Linked DNA regions of Mus musculus: region 1 is linked to region 2. Evidence: chromatin loops called from intact Hi-C (ENCODE). Cell type or tissue: gastrocnemius. All regions are shown on one strand.

The links. Peaks named below come from ENCODE experiments on the same cell type or tissue, not always from the same donor. Only the 100,000 strongest peaks of a DNase experiment are listed, where the experiment ranks them.
Region 1: it touches region 2 in a loop (2.5-fold over the local background); 16 of 42 quality-filtered maps call a loop at or near these places.

What each region holds. Positions count from the first base shown.
Region 1 is chr9:72,447,797-72,455,796 of GRCm38, forward strand. Mns1 (meiosis-specific nuclear structural protein 1) reads left to right here. Exons shown (of 10, transcript NM_008613.3): 5 at 733-962; 6 at 1,355-1,571; 7 at 1,656-1,763; 8 at 4,785-5,042. Among named protein-coding and RNA genes, the nearest start is that of Mns1, 13 kb to the left of the region's middle. In gastrocnemius, a CTCF peak has its summit at 436 (motif pointing right); a DNase peak (open chromatin) is centred at 430; H3K4me3 peaks cover 1,902 bases; H3K27ac peaks cover 1,150 bases.
Region 2 is chr9:72,527,156-72,535,155 of GRCm38, forward strand. It overlaps Rfx7 (regulatory factor X, 7), which reads left to right and starts at 5,085. Exons shown (of 9, transcript NM_001033536.1): 1 at 5,085-5,825. The coding sequence starts at 5,665. It overlaps 4930509E16Rik (RIKEN cDNA 4930509E16 gene), which reads right to left and starts at 4,703. Exons shown (of 3, transcript NR_045735.1): 1 at 4,655-4,703. In gastrocnemius, CTCF peaks have their summits at 3,277 and 4,805; DNase peaks (open chromatin) are centred at 1,423, 3,265, 4,503, 5,066 and 1 more place; H3K4me3 peaks cover 4,962 bases; H3K27ac peaks cover 5,421 bases.

The DNA.
Region 1 (8,000 bases), 79 kb before region 2:
TTCCCGTCTGCTCCCTCTCTTTCTTTGCTGCTAACTGATCCGACATTTGGAATGCAGTCACAGCAGGTGAGGGTAGTTTCCACCATTGCTCCAGCGTTTAAACCTACTCAGTTCTGACCATGCTGAAAAGAGGCACGGGCTTCCACTTATGGAAAGGCCAGTGAGTCTGTAACTCAGTGGGAGTGGTCCTTCATGAACGAAGCTGAAGATGAGAGAGAACAGCCACAGTGATGTGTGTGGTCTTTCAGTGGAAGTCACCACACTGAGCTTACGAACAGTTACTCACTGACTAAATAACCGTGAAGATGTGTGGGAGGGAAGGGCTGAGCTGGGGGAACCGGAGAGTTGCTCAGGGCTCTTCAACAAGGATGGGCAGAGGGGCGCTCAACAGCAGCTGGCAAACAGTGGCATTAGAAACGGACACTACCGTGATCAACCAGCAGAGGGGGCAATGGTTTGGTGGCTGAAGTATTTAAAAACAAAATACTTAAACCTTTACTTTGTGGTTTCTGAATGTGGACTTTATTATCCTTGCCAGGGGTTGTCCTAGGAGCCTCTGGAAAGAGTAGGAACGCCCCTTTCGGTCTGACTCCTCATTCACACCCTCCAGCCCTCTAAGACTTAACTCTTGCTTCTTACTTAATATAGCAGGTTTTGAGGGTACAACTATTTACGGTGCTGTAATAAGCTGTGTCCACTCCTGAACGTGGAAGGGTTTTGTTTCAATGCCAGAAACGTGATGCGGAGATAGAAAGGATCATGATGGAGGAGCACGATAGGCTGCTGAAGGAAGAGAGCGCCAAGCAAGAGCGGCGGAACAAGGAGAGGGCACAGTACTACCTGGACCTGGAGAAGCAGCTGGAAGATCAAGAGAGGAGGAAGCAGGAGGCATACGAGCAGCTGCTGAAGGAGAAACTCATGATAGACGAAATTGTCAGGAAGATCTACGAGGAAGACCAGGTGTAAGTCCACCCGGAGACAAACCGCTGCGCCCCCACACTGGGTGTGTGTGCTCACTCAGTGTGAGCTCTGTCGTGACTTTACAGCTCTTCCTCACCTTGGCTAGCATGAGTAGTAATAGGTGATTGGAAAAATAATAGATGTCATGTGTGTTCTGTACATCTCATATGTCAGAGCACGTTTTCTGATGGCTCTCCTTGGCACACGGCTTAAGTACAGAGCGCTGTATGGATTTTGTGGACAGACGGTCACCTTTGTGAACCTTTAGAAGAGAGCCCAGCATTGTGTATGGAAAGTCTGTGGCATTTGTGAATCAATAGACTCTGAACAGTCCGTGTTTGCCATTATTTTATTATTTCTGTAACTATAAACCATTCTCCTGATTGCTTTTTAGGGAAAGACAGCAAAAATTAGAAAAAAAGAATGCAATTCAGAAGTATATTGAAGAATTCCAGAGGGCACAAGACTTCTGGAGACAAAAGAAGCGTGAGGAGATGGAGGAAGAGAACCGGAAAATCATAGAGTTTGCAAACATACAGGAGCAAAGAGAAGGCGAGCGGATGGCCAGAGTTCACGAGATCGAGGAAAAGAGGGTCCAGCGTCAGAATTTGGTATAAAAATACTACTTTTTAAAGAGTGCTAAATTCCTGAAACAGTGGCCCAATCCAGTTCCTAAACAGGTGTTTTATTAACAGCTGATGAAGCAGCTGGAGGAAACACTGCGGCAGCGGGATGACCTGGAGCAAGTGCGGCAGGAGCTGTACCAGGAGGAGCAGGCAGAGATCATCAAACTGAAAGTGAAAGTAAGTGAGCCTCAGCCGGAGGGAAGGTTAGGGAAGAGAAGCCACGGGGCAGGAAGATAGCAGGGTTAGACCCAGCCATAGGGCGGCTGCATTGTGTGTCAACGTCATCAATGCTGCAGTTAAGAGACTTGACAAAAATAGAGTGTTCTGAAGAGCTTGATGCAGCTGGGTCAGTCACAGCCCACACAGCTTAAATGAGTGCACATGCAAGCTCAAAGCAGGATGGAGGAAAACACAATGCAACGCAAAGCAGACTGGAGTGCGAATGTTAATATGAGGCAAAGTCAACTGTGGGACATGGAAGTTTGTAGTCAAAATAAATTCATCCATGTATATGCCTGTGACCTTTGACAACACAGCTTCATGACACATGAAGGAAAACTGATGAGAGGGGGAGAGTAGGAAGATCCAACCAGAGTGCTCCTTTATCATTAATGCACCCAGTCCCCGGGAACAGCACCATGCATAAAGACAGCCTGAAACAGCTGCGCAGCCAGGGTTAAAGAGGACTCCACCCAACAAACAACAGCACAATACAGATTCCATCCATCCACAGAGAATACACACTGACAGCTCCCAGAAACCAAAGTGAACCTCTGTAAATTCACAGGATTTTTAAGTCATTTCAAATTAAGAATCCATAATAAGAATGATTATGTAGTCATTAAGTGCACCACAATGAAACCATGTATTTCTTTCTAATAAGCAATGAGCAAAGGAAAGATACTTGCAAACTGAACGATAATTTTAAAAATATGTGGGCACAGCAGAGGTTAGTGGAAAGTATTATCTTTGCAGTTTTAGAAAGGAGTAGTTAAAAGCCGGTAATCTTGTGTTTACACATATATTTATAATAGCTAAAACATGAGAGTAGCCTTCATATCCATCAGCTGATGGAATGTAAACAAGATGCAGTATGTGAGCCTTTAGTGGTACTAAGGAGTACTCAAGAATACTCTATGAATAGATGACACATGTGGACCTTTGTCCCCTGGGAACAGCTGTGGGACACATTTGTGAGAGCTTAGATTAACTGTGCTGGCAGCTTCTCCACAGTCAGGGGAGAGTTGGTGACAGCAAGAAGCAGACCTCTCTACCCACTCCCCACCAACTGGAAAGTCACTGATGGGTGATCACTCCTCTGTCCTTCCCAGGGAAGGTCCTGAGAACACAGCTTCAGTGAGCACTGTGTAACCATCTTTCCAACTTGCCCTGGGTTGGGTTTCTTCTTTCCTGATACATTCTGTTCTCAACAGAGACTCTGGAAAGTTACTGGGGTCCGAGTGACTGTACAGCAAATGATTTAAAGGTTTCAAGACCAGGTTTTGGAACACAGGAAAGGGCAGAAATTTGGTAGCCCGCACTGCTGGTGACTAGTCTATTCCTTATGCGGACCCAGCAGGGGGTGTATGGACATTTTCACATTAAAGCAATTCTTTGGCCAAACATTCTCCTGCCTTTTGTTCTTTGCAAGATGTCTTCACTACTGAATTGAACAAAAAATTGAAAAAAAAAATGTGTGCTGATGCCATAAACTCGAGGCATTCAGACTAAATGTCACAAACTAAACTGTTCTCCAAGCCCTTGATGTCTGTGCAATTATTTGGCAAGTAAGTACAAAATATGCAGTATAAAACATCATGTACCCAGAACATAAAACAAAATATATGTCTTTGAGTAGCTTGATTAGTTTCAGGAGGGAATGCGAGAGGCACATGCCCATGGAGGAAGTGAGAGGCTGGTGCGGCTGTTAAGATTTTAGATGCATGAACAGTGGCTTCCCAGAGCTTGGGGGCGGGGGGAGGGGATTACAAGATAATGTGAGTTAAAGTGCGTGCTAGCTCTGGGTGAACAGATAGGTGACAGGACACCAACAGCAAGCTGTCATCATTAGACTTCAGCTGTTAGGAGTATCGATGGTTATTATAAACGTTTTTACATTTTTTGTATATGAAAAATTTTAAGTGTTTAGAAAATAAAAGCTCACAGGAAAGGAATTTAGTTGTGTCCAGTACGCTTCTATTTCTCTGAAAAACTTCCAATTTCATTGCTAGATGACTGATTTTTTTTAAACTATTTTGCAGTTTGGGGGGTGTTTTGTTTGTTTGTTTTGTTCTGTTGTTTGTTGCTTTGAGAATTATCAGAGGGTTAGAAACTAGAGTGGGTACATGCAGCATGGGTGTCACAAGGTGAGGAAGTTGGTCCACACCTTGGACACGTGACGTAACCGTCCTCGGTTGAAGATGAGTAAACGCAGGAGTGGGCAAAGGCTTTCACAGTGGCTCCTTTCAAATCAGTCACACATCAGTTCTGAGCCTAGAAACAAGATGGCACCATATACAACTTAAAATTTTAGAATAAATGACCGCCATGCTATAGATCCAATAATTAAGAACACTTGCTGCTCTTGGAGAGGACCCAGGAACCTATAATTCCTGTTCCAGGGCATCCAGCACCCTCTTCTGGCCTCTGTGCACACTTGCACATGTGCGCATGAGCACCCGCGCGCGCACACACACACACACACACAAGTAAAAATCAATTTTAAAAAGGTCATGTCACTTTATTCAAAAGTCTTAAGAGCCATAGTCTTAAGAGGGTGGGACAGAGTGTAGCCGTGAAAAGGCTTAATTCTGTCTCTCTGATTTCATATTGTAATCTGCAGCATAACCTCTGTCTTTTTTTAATTTTTATTTATTTAATTTATGAGTGCTCTGCTGCATATACATCTGCCTGCCTGAAGAGGGCATCAGATCCCCCTATAGATGGTTGTGAGCCACCATGTGGTTGCTGGGAATTGAACTCAGGACCTCTGGAAGAGCAGCCAGTGCTCTTAACCCCTGAGCCATCTCTCCAGCCCCCTAACTCTGTCTTATTCTTTTGTCTTGTTTCCTGAGACATCATCTCACTGTAGCCTAGGCTGGTCTCAAGCTCCTGACCCTCCTCCTGGCTCCCTCTCACTGAGCTTGCCCTCTCATGACAATGCAGGGCACACGTAACTCTAGCCCCACTGTCGTGCAGGAAGAAGCAGAGCTGAGACTGAGGAGGCAGAGGGAGATGAAGCAAGACTTTGAAGACCAAATGGCACTGAAGGAACTCATACTGCAGGCTGCAAAAGAGGAGGAAGAGACCTTTAAGAAAGCCATGCTGGCCAAGTTTGCCGAAGATGACCGCATTGAGCTCATGAATGCCCAGAAACAGCGAATGAAGCAGCTGGAGCACAAACGCGCCGTGGAGAAACTCATTGAAGAACGCCGGAGCCAGTTCCTCGCAGACAAAGTAAGGAAAGCCTTGGTTCTTTGGTTATTCTCATTGAACAGCACCCAGCTCATGTGTTCATCAGTAAACATTTGCTGAGAGAGAGAGAGAAGAGAGGAGTGAGAGAGAGCTTGAGTGTGCACATGTGCACCCTAGTGTGTAGCACAGGACAACCTCACATTGCTCCTCTCCTTCAATTTGTGTAAGGCAAGGTCTCGTCCACTGCAGATGACCTGGGGGCTGGACATCTTGGGATTTCTTGGGATTCTTTTATTGCCATCTTCCACTTGTCAGAAGCTGGAATACACACCTGACTTTACCTGAGTTCTGACGATATAAACTCAGGTCCTCATGGTTGTGTGCCAGACACTTTAGCCACTGAGCCATCGCCTCAGCCCACTGAAAACTATTTATGTGTCATACGTTAGGTATTTGTTTACTGATCATGTGAGCTATACGTTTACTGAGTGATCATTTATTAAAGCATCTGACTATTGGGGCTTTTATGTGCTGGACTTGAGAACTAGCATCTGTGAATATAGTCTTGGTCAAGAACAATATATAACTAAGTTATAAATGTATTTTGTGTGTGATAATAAGGGTGTGGTGACATTGGTATAGCAGAAGAATTACACATCGTGATACCTTTGAATATTAAGATGGATTTTTCCCCAAGAGAAGTCACTGAAGAATTTAGGGAATTGCATGTTAAGTTTGGCATGGATGATCCAAGTAGCATCATTGAGAATAGAAGTTAAAGGAGCGAGTCCAGAGCTGGTGGGGGCAGTAAGCAGTGTACGGAGTCTCAGTGATAAGAGGTGGCATGTGCGCACGCTGAAGGGGCTCCTCAGATGCCACACGTGCAGAACTGATGATCCTGGGGAGCAGGTGAATCTGGAGAGGTGAGCACTGATTGCAGCACGACGACACTCCTTTCTTAAGGGAGCCAGCCATGTCCTAAGGAGCACGTAGAGAGGCAAGCAGCCTGGGAAGGAATATGCATTTGTTCACATTGATTTTGTGGCCAGAAGAGAAGGTTGATTGTTGGAAATGTTGATTTAAAAGTCAGATAGGGAGGAGCCAGGTGGTGTGGCACACACCTTTAATCCCAACACTCAGGAGGCAGAGGCAGGCAGAGCTCAGAGATCAAGGCCAGCCTGGTCTACAGACTGAATTCCAGGACAGCCAGGGCTACACAGAGAAACCCCATCTAATAAGGGGGAAAAAAAGTTGGACAGGGAACCAGCTTGTGAGTTTGACATACTGACTTAAATATTTATGCGTCAATGACAAACTGAAAGAATCCCCAAGCGATCTGTCTCACTGGAAGGGTATTTTTAAGAACTCAGCACAGTCTTGTGTGAAAACTCTAAATGTAATAAGAGTGGCCTCTGAGACGTCCAGTGGCAGTTCTAGCTTTTACAGGCCATAAACAGCAGCAGCAGTAGGGGATGTCAGATGAATTACAGGAAATAATTGAGACTGTATGATTTTCCCCCTAGCATATAGAGTAGAAGAAGGAAGGAATCAAAATATTTCAAAGGTTTCAAGTGTGAGAGACTCAGGGAGCACATGTGTGGCTACATGGAGCACATGTGTGGTTACATGAAGCACATGTGTGGTTACATGGAGCACATGTGTGATTACATGGAGCACATGTGTGGTTACATGGAACACATGTGTGATTACATGGAGCACATGTGTGGTTACATGGAGCACATGTGTGGTTACATGGAGCACATGTGTGGCTACAGGGAGCACATGTGTGGTTACATGGAGCACATGTGTGGCTACAGGGAGCACATGTGTGGCTACAGGGAGCACATGTGTGGTTACATGGAGCACATATGTGGTTACATGTCACAGTGAGGCTTAGGCTGGTTTGGTTTGTTTGATATTTTTGTTTATTTAGTTGGTTTGGTTTTCTTTATTATTATTATTTTTTTTTTTTTTTGAGAAGTGCTTACCCAGAATTAAGCAGCACCAAGAGATTTAAGTGATATATTGGTGTTGTAATGAGAAAGCATCAGGAGTCTAGGGTTGAGTCTTGGAGAACATTATGGTTTAAGATGAGAAGAAAAAAAAAAAAAACCAGACCGTAAATGATATCACAGAAAACAAAGAGGCCAGCAGGCCCTCCTGCTCCTTGGCATTTCAGCTTGGTCCCCTTGTAACTGGTCAGGCTGCCAATCAGTAATTTTTATAAATCTCGTGTTGCTTCACACTTAAACCTCAGGGAACTCTTAAACAGATCAAAGCCACAATTGCTTAGGCCTGGTGTAAGTCAGTCTTGGCCTGAATCTAACCTTTAAGGGATTTATAATGCTCTATAAAATGCAATTTGCCTGACATTTGGTACTTTTAAATGTTGAGTTAATGAATATAGAAAACTAAAAAGGTTTTGGAACCACCTGTATGGCCTAGGAGTTAACTCCTGTAGAAGGGTAGGACCAGTGAACCCTCTCTAGGGTTACAGAGCTGATCAGGACACTCAGAGAAGCCAGCACGACATGCAAACATGGAATTCACTAAAACCCCTAGTAACACACGCTATCACACATGTTTTAGGGTTTAGTAGTAAGCATGCCCAGTATGAAGAACTGGCTTGGATGTCAGTGTTGTGTAAGACAAGTCTTGCTTTGCCCGGGAGCAAATGTGGATGCCTTAACAGAACTTACTAATTCTTAGCATTACGTAGCCTTAAAAGCACTAAACTGCCCATTTCTATTTTAGAGGCCTAAGTAGCTGTCTATAATCCTGTTCACCTCTAAGAATGTGTATGGTTTAAACAAATTCCTAAAAAGACTTTACTACCAGTTTATTCAGGCTTTGTCCCACACCTTTCTAAACCGATCGACCTGCCTTAGAGTAGAATTATGTGAAGTGGGGGTAAACATGTAGTGTGGGGTAGCACAGCATATGAAGGAAAACCCTGTGTTATGCCAAGATTAGATAGGTTACGTCATCTCATTAAATCAG
Region 2 (8,000 bases):
CTTATCTCAAGAGGAAAGAACCAGGGCACAGTCACAATCAAAGCAAAGTAAAACTGGACTCCAACTGTGTAAATAACCCAATGTCCAACATCTGGGATTTACTAATGATCTTCTGAGCATCTCCACAGGGTCAGCATCACTTCTCTACCCTCACACACAGCTTGTCTTCTAGGCTTTGACCAGCTCCACTCCACTGCTGCTGCTGTTCTTGGTGGCCATCTCATAGTACTGACATCTGCAAAGTTCTGGGGTCTCTTGCAGTAATTGGAAGCACTTTCACCAATAGCCTTTCCAGGGCTCTTTTCTGGGACCCCGGCCCTGCCACACAGTACCAAGACTCAGCTGTTCTTTAGACCTTCATGTGTTTAAAACCAGCCTAACCTGGGTGACCAATTTCAGATGCCAGCACAAGGTACAACCTTGGCCACCTCTGAAAGACAGCTTCTGTGTGCTGACCATGAGGAATCCCTTCCCCAGAAGCCTTCACCTCAGCAATGCTGGTTTCTCCTCTTCTTCCTCCTTCTCCTTCAAGATTTATTTATTTAAGTGTGAGCGCTCTAGGTGCATGTACAGCTGCTGGAAAGATGGCTCAGTGGTTAAAAGATGGTCTCTTCTTAATCACAGTAGATACTTCGGCCCCAGTTGCCCAGCATCATTGTCTCAAAAAACTCCACAGGTTCTACTTTAGCGGCTCTGCTCTCTTGTTAGAGCTGATTTTTTTCATTCCCAGCTGATCAGACACCACAGACTCTTCATACAAATGACCTGATAGAGCATTTTCTTCCCTATGAAGCTTCACAAGCCAGGACTTCATTATCTGCACTGCTCTCAACATTCAGATACTCAAAAAGTCCTACAGAACAGCTCACTGAACTCTCAACACTCAATGACTTTTTAGCCCAAAGTTACAAACTCTTTTCACAAAATCCCCGCCAAAACAACATGGTCAGGCCTGTCACAGCAATATCCCATGACCCTGGTACCAGCTGCTTAGCGTTATGATGATGATGATGATCATGATAATGAAACATCCTGACCAAAAGGAAGTTGGAAGGAAAGAGTTTTATTTGGCTTACACTTTCTACATTGTAGTCTACCACTGAAGGAAGTCAGAGTAGGGACCTGGAAGCAGAAGCTGAGGCAGAGGCCACAGAGGACGTTGCTTACTAGCGTGTTCTTCATGGCTTACTCAGTATGATTTGATGTTCTTGTTGTTTGTTTTTTGAGACAGGGTATCTCTGTGTTGCCTGGGATGTCCTGGAACTTGCTCTGTAAACCAGACTGGCCTCAAACTCACAGAGATCCACCTGCCTCTGCCTCTCAAGTGCTGGGGTTCAAGCTTTGTATCACCACCACCACCTGGCTCAGCCAGCTTTCTTATAAAATTGAGGATCATCAGCCCAGGGGTGTCACCACCCACAATGGGCTGGACCCGCTCCAATAAAGCACTAATTAAGAGAATGCAGCACAGGCTGGCCTACAGCCCAGTCTTCTAGAGGCATTTTCTCAGTTGAGATTCCCTCTTCTCAGATGACTATAGTTGATTCAAGTCAACATAAAGCTAGGCAGCACACCCAGGTTCTGTCTCCTATTCTTTTCAAGGATACCCAACTCAAAGGCCAGCCAAGAGGCCTTCTCTAGATCTAACTTTCACAGACCGATCTCTCTAATCTATCTCTACCATTAATAGACATTGTGGTGATTTAAACAAGACTATCCCCCTATAGGCTATAGTGTTTGAGGATTTAATCCTTAGTTGGTGAAACTGTTTGGGAAGTATTAGAACCTGTGACTTTGTTGGAAGAGGAGTGCCACACAGTGTGCCTCTCTGCCCTGTACTACAATTTGAGATATGAGTTCTCACCCATTCCTACTGCCATGCCTTCTCTCTGCCATCATGAACTCTAACCCTCTGAAATTATAAGCCCAATTAAATGTTTATTTTATGTTACCTTGGTCATAGTGTCTCATCATAGCAACAGAAAAGAAACAAAGATGAATACATTTTGGAATTCGTCTCAAATACTTCAATGTTAATCTTGCTCTACTTCACAAAATATAAACTACTTTGAGTTGGGTCTATGCCTTATTTATATTTTCTGCACCCAGTAATATTATGTGGTATTAATTTTCCTCATACTTTGTAAATTATGTGAGTTTTATCTCACTAATCCCTAGAGATAAATGTATAATGTATCATAATTCATACATACATGCATATATACATATATTATATGTAGTGTAAATATCTGGAAAGCTTTATAAGGGAAATGAAGTTTTCATACATAAGATTAATAGAAAGGGGGCTGGAGAGATGACTTAGTGGTTGAGAGCAGTGTCTGTTCTTCCAGAGGACCTGGGTTCAATTCCCAGAACCCACATGGAAGCTTACAACTGTCTGTAACTCCAGTTCCAGGGCACCTGACACCCTCACACAGACATACATGCAGGCAAAACACCCCAATGCACATAAAATAAAATAAGTAAAACTTTAAAAGAAAATACTAGAAAAAAGTTAATAACTGAATTTAAATGTTATTTACTAAACACCTACGAGCCATGAATTACGTCCCAGGACTGCTACCACACATTACTCTGCTTCAGAGGTATCCACAGCCACTTTGTCAATTCTCTTGTTAGACCACTGCAGTGGGTTACAAATCACTCTCCATGCTGTCTCTGACTGTAAAACCAGAGTTTTCCTTCCCAGCTCAATTGGCATTCCTCAGACTGTTTTTTTCCCCATTGTCATACACACCCTCGAGGGGAAGTTTACACTTTCCGTGACTGGGATCTGCTCATAACCAATGCTATCTTAAAAATTCATATTCACTAAAATGTTTTCTATTCACTCCCATGGGGGTGAACTGAAACTGAGAAAATGAGCCACCATGATTCTAAGTTGGCCTTTACTCTCTGGGTTTGCCCTGAATCCCTACCCAAGGTTTAAGGTAACTTTACCACTTTTTTTTTTTTCAAGTTTCTTTAAAGCATAGTTTATTTAAATTCAGTCTCCTATGAAAACTGTAACAAAGCCCAAATTTACCTCTCAGATGTTAAGTGTGAGCAATGATCTTTCTTTTCCTGAAAGGGTGTCTCATTCTGGCAAGAGGATGTCTTCAGTCTGTCGCTATATGAAAACCCTCTCATGGCTGGTTGAACCTAATGCTTCCAGATGTCTGCTCCAACTGCCATGCTGCCAGTCCCCAAGGCCCTAAGTCGCCGTAAACGCACTCTGTTCAGAATCGCCGCTAGAGGGCAAATCGGGGCTGTAACTCTGCTGAGCCCTCTAGCGGTGACTGTGGGATGCGTGGCTCTTTATGGAACCTATTAAAAACTGAAAAGTTGCACTCGGGAAGCCAGCCTGTGTGACACCGGTAGTGAAGTTATTTTAAAGACATCTCGGTTCTCAACTTCCTTTTCTTAAGGTCTTTAGCAGGTCCTAGTTACCTTTCTTTGTTGATTCTCCCCCTCCCCCCCCTCCCCGAATGTGGCAATGTGAGGCCATCACTCTTCGGGTTTAAAAAAAAAAAATTAGAAAAAGGGGTCTGGGCCACTTTTCCCATTGTCTTTTTATATCATCTTCCCCGTGAATACAGAATTATAAATATGCATTCTGGAACACAGTCTGGATCCTCAGGAGGAAACTGTATTTTGCAAGGGTGTCCTTGCCTCCACCCATCCAGGTGCAAACATTCAGAGTATGGGCTTCCAGTCTGTATGAACCAGGCCTGAGGCCACATGGACAAAGCAAGAGAGTTTCAGGCCAAGGCAGGGAACAGAGCACTCAAAAGACCACGCAATCCAAGCCAATCAGATTCACCACCCACTAGAAGTCTGAAAGGTGGCAGGGCCTCCTAGCTCAAAGTCCATCCAGGAAAGTGGCCAGAAAATCTGACAGGGCCAAGTCTGATAGAAACACTGTCAGAGAAGTTACGGGCTGGGAGGCTCATTACAGCCACAGGCACTGAGAAAGGTCAGTGCGAGCTGTGCAGCTGTTCCATCTGGTGCCAGAGGCTTTGGCTGCTGTCTTCTACACCCAGGCGCTTAGCCTTCCTGACCAGCCCCACCTAGAAAAGCTAATTCTTCTGCTCTTCTAAGAGGAATGATTTGTTGGAGGCAGGGAGTCTCACTCTCAGCCAGCAAAGCTGTCTATGAATGGGAAGGGGGCGAAATGGTGGGCAGTCTCTGGCTGGGGTGAGTTTAGATGGCTGCGAAGGAAGAGCTCTTGGCTGAAGCTCGCGCCTCCATGTTGTATTACATGTGTTCCTTTTGAGAAACAGGAGGGGCCTTGGCTGCCAGGGACCCTGACAAGCCGCGACTTGAGCTGTGTGTCTCCGAGCCTGGGCTGAATTGGGAGTGTAGAGCAGGGAGGGCACTCCTGGCATAGGGGGTGGGGTGGGGAACAGCATGGGCAAAGGCACCAAGGAAGAATGAATCTGCTGCGCGCTGAGGATGGCATGGAGACTTCACTGATTGGAGCTGGGAGTTCTTGCAGGGGGGATGGAGGCGGCTGTGATTGGACGGCTAAAGTGGGGCCAGATTTGGAGGGCTTTGAATGCCCGACCGAGGAGCACTTCCACCAGCTTGCCACTTGCCATTTTCCGACCAGACCGAGTAGGCTCGCTGCGCTAGCTCGTCGAAAAGCTCTCACCTGCTCCAGCTCAGTCCGGTGGCTGAGAGAGGAAGCAGTCCTGACTAGTAGAGGGGAAACGCTCGCGAGCGTGTAGTGGGGGCGGGAGGGCGTGTAGATTCGTTTCACCTTACACACTAGGAAGCGATCAATTCTCCCTTCCACGCCGCACGGTGGCACAGGTCCACTCCCTGCCGCCGTCACGCGAGCCCGCTCCCCGCCCCCAACACGCCCCCCCAACCCCCTCGGCCGCCGCAGCCACCCGACCGCTCCCTCGGGGCCCCCGCCGCGGCTTCCTGGGCCCGCGGCCCGTAGCCGCTCCGCTCCGCCCCGCGCGCTCCGCGCCCCCCTGCGGCCCCCGCGCCGCGCCCGCACACGCGCGTCCACGCCCCCCGGCCGCGCGGTAGGTGTTGTGCCGTCTGCGCCGGGCCGCAGTGCGGCTGCGCGCGCTGGGCTGCTCCGGGCTGGCAGGGCAGCAGTGGCCGCGGCGGCGGCGGGGCCGGGAGCGAGCGAGGGAGCGAGCGGCGTGGGGGAGCTCGGAGGCGCCAGGCCCCCGGGGGAGGGCGGCCGGGGAGGCAGGCCCCCCGAGAGACCCGTCGGGTTGGATTTTGGGGCCGAGGGGGCGCCCGACCACGGACCTCGTTCTTCAGACGCCCCCCAGCCCCGGCCGCTGACGGGGGGCTGAGGGGCGCCGCCATGCCTCTGCCGCGGTGACGCGCGGGGCCGTAAGGAGAACCGGGAGAGGAACCGTGACGAGAACCGCGAGGAGAACCGGGAGAGGAACCGTGACGAGAGCCGCGAGGAGCCGCGCGGTCTCCCCGGGGATGTCCCTCAGGCGGCCGGAGAAAGCGACTCACTCGAGCCCTGGGGTATAGGCCTAGCTTATCCAGCTTCCTTCCTTCCTCCTCTTCCTCCCCCTCCTCCTCCTCTTCCTCCCCTCCCCCTCCTCCTCCCCTCGTCGTCCTCCCCTCCGCGTCTCTTCCCTCACCCTTCCCCGCGCCCCCATCTTCCCTCCCTCCCCTCCAGCAGCGATGGCAGAGGAACAACAACAGCCGCCACCACAGCAGCTCGATGCCCCTCAGCAGCTTCCCCTCAGCGCCCCCAACCCCGGGGTGGCTCTGCCAGCCCTTGTGCCCGGGCTGCCAGGGACAGAGGCCAACGCTCTGCAACACAAGATCAAGAACTCCATCTGGTAAGAGGATCCTCCATCGCTGGGGTAGAACAGCCTAGGCACATTGCTGCTGCAAAGGGGATGGGGGGCGGCGGCGGCATCCGAAGGGGAGGCTAATGCATTCATTGAAGGTGGGTTTCCAGAGCCGGGTGCATGGCTGTGCCACCTCTGGACGGGGGAAGGTTGCACCCACCCCTGGTCTCCTTAGACACACACACACACACACACACACACACACACACACACACACACACACCATGCTTCCCTCTTCTCAATTGTAAGCAGATAAACAAGTTATTTGTGCATTTTTCCATATACAGTAAGGGAAATATGGGTCAAGATTAAGTCATTGCATGATAGTGGCATGAATTGGAAACTTGTAATGTAAAAAATGTGTTGACTCCTTTTGTAGTCATAGGAGGAGCAAGAAGTGTATTGTGAATTTTGACCAAACAAGACATTGCATTAATATGCAGCACAAAAACCTAACATGTCTTTTTCATTCAATTGGATTAGCTGCTTTTTCTGGATGGTTTTGCCTCCTTTATTCTCGCACTTAATTTCCCTTCTAGGGAATTTATTCTTTGTATTGACTGTAAAGGAAATGCTTCTTTTGCACAAAGTATTTTATTTTAACGTAGAAATTTACAAGGTAAAGTGAAATTTTTTTAAATGTAAAAAAGCTCTTGCTATTTTGTGTAATTATTAAAAAGAGTCTAGATGGAACACTAGTCCTGTATTTTCTTGTATGGGAATTTGGGATATTTCAATGCTAATTGAACTCTTAGAGACTGATAACAATATTAATATATATACACAGAGTCAAGTCCATCTTCTATCAGAACCATTGCAAGTGTTCTTTAAATGTGAACTTGGCTTGTTTTGTAGGATTCTTTATTAACTGACCTTTTTTTAAAGCATAGCACTATTTTTAAAATGGAAAGGAATATATGGAATTTGGTCTAAGATTGCTTTTAATAGCAATTTTAAAATAGAATTAAGTATGATGTGAAAAAAATAGCCTTGATTTCTTTTGAGCATGAATCTAGCAGGTTCACCATTGACTATGACTACTAAAATAACAAAACTTGCAATTTGAAAACAAATGTATCATAAAGCAACTGGCATTGAATGTATAGCATTTGAACATTTCAAGACAGTGGCCAATTTTAAATACAAAATTAAAAGTTGTTATATAGTAATTTTCATTGTTTTCTTAGCATGCTTCCATGTCATGATGCTAATAGGAAGTGGGTCAGTGCAGGCTTTTCTAGTTAATACTGTACAGTTGACAGTTGAATGTCTTGGTTTTATTTTTAATTTTAATATGAAACGATTATTTTAAAAGGATTTTTTTAAGGCTTTGACAATAGTTATGTGGCAACTTCAGTAAGTCAGATATGTGAGATAATTTTATGCACTCGTGTGTGTGTGTGTGTGTGTGTGTGTGTGTGTTGTGTTTATGGAGATGGGGAGACGAGCAATACTTTCATTCAATGCATACCTTTTTCCTGTTTTAAAATCTGTAATTTAAAGATATAATTAATTTTGTGCTTACTGTGTTGGGTTCCACAAAGCCAGATGTTTTGTTTATCTCTGCATAATGTAACTTAGGGTCCCTGACATCATCATTGAATTGAAGTAAGCAGTTCACTCTTTTTAACACTCAAATGAGGGACATCTCAGTTCCAGGACCCAAATCTTTTAAGAAAGGTAAATCTTAACGGTTGAATTAGTAAGTCTGTTTTATTGTGAAAACAATAAAAGAGAAGAAATTTTACTGTATAATTTCACAGAAAGAGTAGTTATATAGAATACCAAGGATAATGTTTGCATAATGATGATTGTGGAGTGCCTTTTTACTTATTTATTTTTATGAACTCATCATTTAATTCCTTCAGTGGTAATGGTATTTACACATCTGTGACAACTTAAATGTGCAGACTTGCACATGAAAAAAATCCTGAAGTAGAGAGAGTGGAGCTCAGTGCAAATACACACCTTCATATCAAAATGTGCTGCTCTCTGCCTTCAGATTGTACTGACATACTAGCATTTCATTTCCAACTTTAGTAATTCTGTTTGCAGAAATTATTTTTTTCTTTTATATTTAAAACTTTAGAATAAACAACCATAGTGGATAATAAACATTAGTGGCCATATTTAATATAGACTTGTAACTCCTCCACAAGAACG